Linked DNA regions of Homo sapiens: region 2 is linked to region 1. Evidence: read pairs that join two places in POLR2A ChIA-PET (ENCODE). Cell type or tissue: PC-9. All regions are shown on one strand.

Region 1 (5,000 bases):
AGATAAAAACTAAAGAAATCTGAATAAAGGATAAGCTGTAGTTAATAATGTATCAGCACTGGTTCATTAATTGTAACAAATGTACCATACTAATGTAAGATGTTATTAATAGGAGAAATCAGATGTGCAATGCATGGAAACTCTATTTCCTTAATGTTTTTGTAAATCCCATACTGTTCTAGGATAATGTTTACTTTAACTAAAGTTATACTAATATAACTCTATTGTGCCACTCAGAGGTTTCCGTCTAAAAAAACAATTACCTTCATGCTATTCATTCTTTTAAACGTAAGCTGTGATGAAAAAATCAAATCTGACACCTGAAACTATGTCTTTCTGCAGGGATCTAGTTGTCATTAGATTTTTACTCTTATGAAGACAAATTATATAAGTAAAGCTTAACAAAACATTAGCTTAATTCCATATATATTTTTATAAGTATTTGCCTCATTCTCTGTTTATTTTTCTTTATCCCAAATCAGGTGATTGGAAGAAAACACATTTCAAAAATTAAGGTGCCCTGCTTTAAAGGGTAGGTGAGAAACCTACTCCAGAAAACCTCATTTTTCTTCCATAGGTAGTTATTAATTTTATTTTCACTTTTGTAAATTGCTCACTTTGTACTCAAACAAGATGCTTTTTTTCCTTTCACTGTAGGCCTTGTCCACTTACTGTGTAAAGAAGCAAAAGAAAAATAAAGGTCTGTTTTCTATTGTGAAGTCGTAATGCAAAATGTGTGTCCCCACCAGTGTTTCTGTGGCAACAGACTGATGTCAGAGAAGTGAGCAGGCTGACTCACTCCAGGACAGAAAGAAATGCATGTCTTCTGCTTCTCTTCCTAGCAGGCCCTCTTGGGGAAATACCTCTGCCTTTGTACCCAAGATTGAGCCTTTAGGAATAGATATCTTATTGAAGGGATGTATTTCTATTCTTCATTTTTAGGGTTGTAAGATTTAGAGAAGAAGATATTTCTCAGAATAAATTAAGTCAGGGTAAACTCAAAGTTGCTAATTTCCATTTCGTAAGAAATTATTTCATCAATAACATTATGATGATACCCTTTTAAATTATGTTTTTATAATTTCAATGCCCTTTTGTTAAATATTCTACCATAGGAAAAGTTAAGAGTTAGTGTGAGAAGGAAAAAGGATCTTCCCTTTAAAGATCGTTGAAGTTAAGAGTTAGTAACGATCTTAAAGGATCTTCTCTTCTCCCATTAAATCTTAACTTCCAGTCATTTCTCTAGGGCAACAGGCTTAAATTATTTCTCATCTTAAAAAAAACAAATAATAACAATATCCCATGGTGCCTAACTTCTTTAGAAAGTTGTGCATAAATATATAAAAATATACCTATACCTACATATGCGTATGCATACAGAAATATATATACATATATATATACATACACACACACATATTCAGCCATTACTCTTCCCTCATGGAAATGTTCTTAGGTACCCGTTATTTTTTCTTAATAGTATATTTGGATGTTCAAAGTAAAACTGTCATTTAACAACTATTAAGTACCTACTGAGTTCCAAATACCACTCTAGATATTGGGAAACAAATAAGGTATAATACACGCTTTCAAATACATTTAGAGTTTTGTGGGGAAGTGTTCTGGGTTGAATAGTGCCCCCAAAACTTTATGTCTACCTGGACCTCACAATGTGACCTTAATTGGAAATAGGGTCTTTGCAGATTCATTGAGTAAAGTTAATATGAGTTAGTATAATAAGAATTGATATAAGAATGGTTTCAGTTTAAATAAAACTCTTTAAAATACTGATACATACCAGTCCTTCTCTGTCAACATGGTTGTCCTAGATAAAAAATTATAAAGGACATAACAATGAAGATGGGGATCAGGGAGGAAATGGCATTTCATTAGTTCCTCAGTGGTTGATAAGCCTGTTCTTATACCTTGTATTGCACTCATTCATTTAACAAAGTGGTTGATCATTCTGACTACAGTATAAGAGTTTTTAGTGAGGTTTCCAGCCATCCCTAAAACTTTAAAACATAATACTAAAGATGTGTGAAATAAAATTATCAGTCACATATCTGATGAGTTTCCATCAGACAAGTGAGCAGGCCACTCAAAGCCTCTTCAGCCCCCTTGCTTTCTCCTCGATTATCCAAGCTTTACAAAGTCAAACTGCATATGGAGTGCTTTAATCTTTGAACGTACGGCTGCATCAGACCTTTCCCAGCTCTTCTCACACTTTTAATGGATCCAATTCACCTCCTTTCCAAGGAGCATGTCTAGGTAAGTGACAGGGTGACGATAATGCCTTGGCCACACAGGCCTCAGAAAAGAATGGTGACTAACGATTAAATGCTTAGCATGCCAGCCCACATAAACCACAAACCATGAAGCCAGGGATTAAGACTCACTGGCAGCACATCGCCCAGGAAGTCAGCTTTCAACTAGAACTAAATCAGTTTTAAATAACAACATTTCTTGGGTCTCTTCCATCATCATATTGTGCAACTTTATACTTCGGGTTTATTTGGACTAAAAATATAAAAACATCTAAACCTACTTTATAACTGCTATATATTGACGTTAAAAGGAAACCAAAATAACAATAAAAGACACCAGGAAATTGGGACTTCTTAGATAAACTTAGCTGTGTGGTATTTTGCTTCCCTTTCACTAGAATTAGAAAAATAAATGGCCCACTTTCTAGAAGTGGAGAGTGAAAGGGAGGGAAAGAGAAAAATTGAGAGGAAGAAAACATTTAAGTAACAAGAAAGCAACAGGATAGGAAAAATATCAAGTCTTCAGAATAGTAAGGAAATGGAACTCTAATAATGTTAAAGAATGCAAAGATGATAAGAAACCAGCTACTCTTGGCATCGTATGAAAAAGTGTGAGAGAAGAACCTGAACTATGTGCAGCTTGCATGTAGTCACTGAGTCCCCCCTACTCCCCTGCCCTGGCCAGTTTTTCATTTCCTCTCTGATATCATTTAAACTTCAAAGACCATCCATCACTCCTTCATTGAGAAATGCCTGCTTTCCCAGAAACAACACCAGGGCAGCTTTTTATGCCATTACTGGCATTTTATCAAAGTAAAATTTCCATGGGTTTTTCTCTCAGAGGCTATTCCAGGGCTTGTTTTTTCTACAAAAAAGGAAGGCAATTTAAACGTGTGTGTGTGTGTGTGTGTATTTCCAGTTCTATCTATATCTATATTTCAACAGAATTACAATTTCTGTAGGAATCAAAATTTGAATAAAGTAAATAATATACTTCAAAATCTTTATTATAAACATTTCATTGACAATATAGAAAGGAAATTGATACAGCATTAGCAATAAAAATTTTTGTGGCTAGTTGAGCTCCTGGGATCACCTCCTGCCCCGATCCGTGTAGCCAGCAGCTGCCTCTATACGCTTTCAAGTGCTGTGCCTGCTGCTTACAACTCTCTTCTCCTCCTACCACCACAACTCTGTCAGGTCACTGTTCAATTGTTCTCACATCAGAGAGCCCCTCGCCCTTATTAGTTTATATAAAATAGCAACCACCCAACATTCCTGTTTTATTTTTATCTTCATTCTGTTACATTTTTACCCATAGTGTGTCTCTTCCACTGATATCATATTGGCTTATGAGTTTTTGGTCCACTAGCATGTGAATGCCAAGAGGACAAGCACTTTTCCAATTTGGTTTATTGCCTTATACCCAGCACCAAAAGAGCAGTTGGCTCCCATAGGCTCAAGACGAATCTTTGTTGAGAGATGAAGGACTCCAGTCATGCGTTGTGTGCTGGGATTACTCTTTAGTATTTACCCTAGAAGGAAGAGAAGCCCGAACACTTGTATTCCCACCCTTTGGGGTAGAAACACTTGGGGTAAAAGAAAGATCAAGAACTGAGGACGCAGTATATACTGATGAAAGTAATAAACAGCTTTAGCAGCTTGAGTAAACAATTTCCCTTTCAAAGACAGACCAAAAGCCCTAAAGGGCTACATCCAGGGTTCTCCTAGTCCTTACCCTGTCCTTATCATATGGCCTGCAGAAATTGTGCTGAGAAGTTTCATCCATTTCCAACCAACTTGTAAAGATTTGTCCCTACTGAGAGCAGAATATAGGGTCTAATTCACATCTGAGTCACCAAGCAACAAGGCAAGAAACTGAGCACACAAAATGGGAGGTCTTAAAATGGCAACTAGAAAATTCAAAGTGAATCTTAGGGGATTATGAAACTGGAATTCAAAATGAAGACTGTTACCCACTTCATCTAAATCTACAGCTATCTACCAATCTGGGTGAAACACTAGTATAATTTTTGTGCTGCAAATTCTATCTGCATTCCTTTTCTCTCTGGAAAGGCATATAGGAAATGTATTTCTGAAGGCCGTAGTAAGTTGGTAAAACCAAAATTCAAATACGTATGTGGTAGAGGTTATGTTGATGTCCTGTCCAGATCTTTCTTTATGAGGCCAGTGCCAATAGGGGGCCACCTCACCAGGGAAGTTACACACACACACGCGCACACACACACGGTTCATAGGGCTCATAGCCAATTATTGACAGACACCCTTGGCTGGCAATTCAAAGTATAACGTGGCTTATGGTGTGTTTCATTCCTCCACAGTCCCTCTTCTCAGTCCTACAGTGAATCTGCCTCGAGCCGAGGCTAAAATTTACTTGAAATCACCCTTCCTTCCCCAGCCTACATCACCTCCTCCCTCATAGCCTCTTTCTGAAGAGCATTCCCTCAATAAATAATGGCACCTGAATCCTTGTCTCAGGCTCTGCTCCTGAAAGTCCAACATAAAACAGTGTACCTCCAGGTTAGGCTATTGTCTCAAAACCTGAATTATTTTGGCTTAATTTAGATTGTATTGGAATAAATGTGCTATAGTTTAGAGATTCGTCCCCACAAACCCCATGTTGAAGTCTTATCCCAATGTTAGAGATGGGACCTGATGAAAGGTGTTTGGGTCATGAGGGTGGATTCCCCACGAGTAGATGCCCTCTCTGGG
Region 2 (5,000 bases), 220 kb before region 1:
CACATCCTGTAAGTCCCCATTGACATTTCCCATTCCCACCAAAGGACTACAGTGGCACAGCACTGGCTAGACCCAAGGATGCTGGAGAGCCCCCAGTACTCCAGCCCACAGGAAGTACTATTCCTCATGGAAATGACAGTGTAAATGCCCAAAATTGCAGCCCCTAGGGCAAAGGAAACCAAAGCACATGTTTCTAGAGCCCAGGAGCTCCCTTTGGGGCTGAGACAAGCAACCCCAACCTCAGCAGCAGCACAACTTTTGTGCTTGGCCTTGTAAGCAGAGAATGAGAGCCCCTCCCACTGTGAGCTGCCTCTGTGCTCAGACTCATGCACAGAGAGCAGAACCCCTTCTGCCCCTCCACACAGCACTGCAGGCCTACCACTACCGCTGCTGCTAGAGGCTGAGGTAGGTGAATCAGAGGGCTGCCTGTTTGGGGCTGGGAGTGCCAAGTGCACCCTTGCTGGTTGCATGGCCTCCATGCTCAGGCTTGCATGTGAAAGGTGGGATCCATCCCCTACTTTGTATAGTGTTGTGATATTGCTGCCACAGAGAGTGAGAGAGCCTGATAATTGTGTGTCTGGGGCTGTCAGTAGTGACGCCATACCACAGCCACTGCCAATACCAGTAAGTATGTCTTGGGACCCAGTTGATCATCTTGCCACAGCTACTTCCATCACCTACACCACAATGGTTCCCAGGTTCCTGAGTACCCTCTTAGCCACCCAACCCACTGCTGCCACTACTGAAATCCAGGTAAGCTCAGCATCAGTCTGACTGTCTGCTAACACCAGTGCCAACATAAGCCATCCAATATTAGCCCACTGCTGCCACCAATTGGGGCCCAAAGACTGTCCTAGTTGGCATCTTTGTCTTCAGCAAAGATTCACCATAGCCTTCATTAATAACTGTACCCTAAACTACTGAGGAAATCACAGATACTACTGATGCTATTTACAGCCACAAAAAATCATACAGAGAATATGCTATGGCACACAGCCAAAATCAAAGCCAAAGAACCCTACCCAAACAACACAATTTTTAGAACTTCAGGAAAAAGTCTTCCTCTATATAAGTAAAGTCGAAAATCTAGAAGAAGCCACTGTTACACCAGAAGCACAGACAGCAACATAAAGACACAGGAAGCATTAAAAAGCAAGAAAATAATAACACCTCCAAAGGAATATAAGAATTTCTTAGCAACAGATCCTAATAAAAGAAAAATTGCAAAATCTCAGAAAAAGAATTCAAACTTATCATACAAAAAAATCTCAGTAAGATAAAAAATTGTGAAAAATAATACAAAGAAATCAGAAAAAAACAATTTATACTACGAGTGAGAAATTTACCAGAGATATATATCTTAAAAAGAACCAAATAGAATTCTGGAGCTGAAGAATTCCTTTAATGAAATACAAGGTACACTCAATGATAGACTAGACCAAGCAGAAGAAAGAATTTCAAAACCTAAAGACATGTTTTTTTGAAGTAACCCAGTCAAATAAAAATAAAAAAGAATAAAAAGAATGAACAAAGTCCTCATGATATATGAGAAACTATTAAGTGACAAAATATATGAATTATTGATATCCCCCAAAGCAAAGAGAGAAGGGTTCAAAAAACTATTCAACAACATAATAGAAGATAATTTCTCAAATCTAGGAAGAGATCTAGACACCCAGATTCAGGAGGCCCAGCAATCCTCAATCAGACACAATGCCACAAATCTTCTCCACGGTACATTATAGTCAAACTGTCTAAAATCAATGATAGGCACTTTTTCTTCAAGTTGCCCACTTGGATCTCTTTCTCAGCATAAACCTTACAGGACAGGAGAGAATGGGAGGATATATTCAAAAGGCTGATAAAAACTCTAATACCCAAGGGTACTATATCAAGCAAAATTATCCTTCACACATAAAAAGAAATACTCTTTCACAGATGAGCAAATGCTGAGGTAATTCAATACCACTAGACCTGACTTACAAGAAATGCTCAGGAGAATCCTAAACTTGGAAGTTAAAGGATAATAGTCATCATCATGAAAACACATGAAAATATAAAACTCACTGTTAAGTACATACAAATAAGTAATAAAAAAGACTCAAATGATAGTTACTACCACAGAAAAAGCATATCACAAGGACGATCAAGAGAAAAAGAAAAAAGACTATACTAAGCCACCAGAAAACAATTAATAATACAACAGGAACAAAACCTCACATATCAATAACAACTCTTGAATATAAATTGATTAAACTTTCAACTGAAAAGATATAGACAAACTGATTAGATTAAGAATGATCCAACTAGATGCTGCCTACAAGAAACATATTTTACCAATAGAGGCACATATAAAGTAAAAGGTTGGAGAAGTATACTGCCACACAAACTGAAACCAAAAACAGGCAAGACTAGCTATATTTAAATCAGATAAAGCAGACTTTTAAGGACTAACAGCAGGAAAAAAAGGCAAAAAAGGGCATTATATAATAATAAAGAGATCAATCTACCAAGACAATACAAAAATTCTAAATATATATATAGGCACTGAAAACTGGGACACCCAGATTCATAAAACAAATCTTACCAGATCTAGAGAGAGAGAGACTTTTATACAATCATAATGGGTGAATTTCCACATCATACTTTCAGCATTAGACAGATTATCAGAAGAGAAAATAAACAAAGAAACATTGCACTTAAGCAAGAAAAACCGGACTTTAGATCAAATAAGACTAACAAACATTTACAGAACATTTCATCCAACAACTGAAGAATACACATTCTTATAAGCACATGGAACATTCTCCAGGATAGACTATATGTTAGGCCACAAAACAAGTTTCAACAAATTTTCAAAAAATTAAAATCATATCAAGTAATTTTCATAACAGTATGGTATAAAATTAAAATCAATACCAAGAGCAGTTTTGGAAACTATGCAAAAACATGGCAATTAAACAACATGCTCCTGAACAACTATTGGGGCAATAAAGAAATTAAGATGAAAATCAAAAAAATTATTAAATAAAAATGGAAACATGACATACCAATACCTACGGGACACAGCAAAAGCAGAGACAAGTTTATAGCAATAAACTCCTATGTCAAAAAAAAAAAAAAAAGACCAGAAAGATTTCAAATATACAACCTAATGATGCACCTCAAGGAATTAGAAAAACAAAAACAAAACAAATTCCAAATTAGCAAAAGATAGCTGGGCATGGTGGCTCATGCCTGTAATCCCAGCACTTTGGGAGGCTGAGGTGCGCAGATCATGAGGTCAGGAGATCAAGACCATCCTGGCTAACATGGTGAAACCCCATCTCTACCGAAAATATAAAAAATTAGCCAGGTGTGGTGGCGGGGGCCTATAGTCCTAGCTACTTGGGAGGCTGAGGCAGGAGAATGGCGTGAACCCGGGAGGCGGAGCTTGCAGTAAGCCAAGATTGCACCACTGCACTCCAGCGTGGGTGACAGAGCAAGACTCCATCTCAAAAAAAAAAAAAAAAAAAAAAATTAACAAAAGAAAGGAAATAATAAAGATCGGAGAAGAACTAAATAAAACAGAGATTTAAAAAATACTAAGGATCTACATCTAGAGCACCTCATTGTCTCAACCCAAAAGCTTCTTAAGCTGATAAGCAAATTCAGCAAAGTCTCAGGATAAAAAAATCAATGTGCAGAAATCGCTAGCATTCCTATACATCAATAACAGGCAAGCAGAGAGCCAAATCATGAATGAACTCTCATTCACAATTGCTACTAAAATGATAAAATACCTAGGGATACAGCTAACATGGGAAGTGAAGGATCCCTTCAAGCAGAAAAACAAACCACTACTCAAAGAAATCAGAGAGGACACAAATAGAAAAACATTCCATGCTCATGGATAGAAAGAATCAATATTGTAAAAATGGCAATACTTTCCAAAATAATTTATGGATTCAATGCTATTCCCACGAAACTACCATTGACATTCTTCCGAGAATTAGAAAAAACTATTTTAAAATTTATTCTACATGGAATTTAAACAAATTTACAAGAAAAACAAACAACCCCATTAAAAAGCAGGCCAGAGGACGTGAACAGACACTTTTCAAAAGAAGACATAGATGCAGCCAACAAACATATGAAAAAAAGCTCAACATCACTGATCATTAGAAAAATGTGAATCAAAACCACAATGAGATATCATCTCACACCAGTCAGAATGGCTATGATTAAAAAGTCAAAAAATAATAGATGCTGGTGACATTGCAAATAAGGAACACTTTTGCACGTTGGTGGGAGTGTAAATTAGTTCAACCATTGTGGAAGAGAGTGTGGTGACTCCTCAAAGACCTAGAGGCAGAAAGATCATTTGACCCAGCAATCCCATTACTGGGTATATACCCAAAGGAATATAGATCATTCTATTATAAAGATATATGCATGAATATGTTCCTTGCAGTGCTATTTACAATAGCAAAGACATGAATCGACCTAAAAGCCCATCAATGATAGACTGGACAAAGAAAATGATAGACTGGATAAAGAAAATGTTAAATATACACCATGGAATACTACACAGCCATAAAAAGGAACAAGATCATGTCCTTTGCAGGGACATGGATGGAGCTGGAAGCCATTATCCTCAGCAAACCTATGCAGAAAAGGAAAAACAAATACTGCATGTTCTCACTTATAAGTGGGAGCTGAATGATGAGAACACATGGACACATTGGGGGAACAACACACATTGGGGCCTGTCAGAGAGGGGTGTGGGGGGAGGGAGAACATCAGGAAAAATAGCTAAAGGATTCTGGGCTTAATACCTAGGTGATGGGATGGTCCATGTAGCAAACCACCATGGCACACATTTACCTATGTAAGAAACCTGCACATCTGCACATATACCCCAAACTTAAAATAAAAGTTGAAAAAAAGAAAAAAAATACTAAGGATCAACAAAACTAAAAGCTGATTCTTTGAAAAGATAAACAAAATTTATAAAATGC

Evidence for each region. ChIA-PET counts read pairs that join two places held together with the same protein. Peaks named below come from ENCODE experiments on the same cell type or tissue, not always from the same donor. Only the 100,000 strongest peaks of a DNase experiment are listed, where the experiment ranks them.
Region 2: POLR2A ChIA-PET joins it to region 1 with 15 read pairs; 1 of 35 experiments calls an interaction of 5 or more read pairs at or near these places.

The regions. Positions count from the first base shown.
Region 1 is chr4:142,815,284-142,820,283 of GRCh38, forward strand. The region is part of intron 1 of INPP4B (inositol polyphosphate-4-phosphatase type II B); the gene reads right to left. All of the region lies in intron 3 of USP38-DT (USP38 divergent transcript), which reads right to left. Among named protein-coding and RNA genes, the nearest start is that of INPP4B, 29 kb to the right of the region's middle. In PC-9, no CTCF peak of the experiment used is centred here; a DNase peak (open chromatin) is centred at 2,348; H3K4me3 peaks cover 325 bases; H3K27ac peaks cover 1,021 bases.
Region 2 is chr4:142,598,473-142,603,472 of GRCh38, forward strand. The region is part of intron 2 of INPP4B (inositol polyphosphate-4-phosphatase type II B); the gene reads right to left. All of the region lies in intron 2 of LOC101927613 (a long non-coding RNA gene), which reads left to right. Among named protein-coding and RNA genes, the nearest start is that of INPP4B, 250 kb to the right of the region's middle. In PC-9, no CTCF peak of the experiment used is centred here; a DNase peak (open chromatin) is centred at 2,689; H3K4me3 peaks cover 1,254 bases; H3K27ac peaks cover 1,635 bases.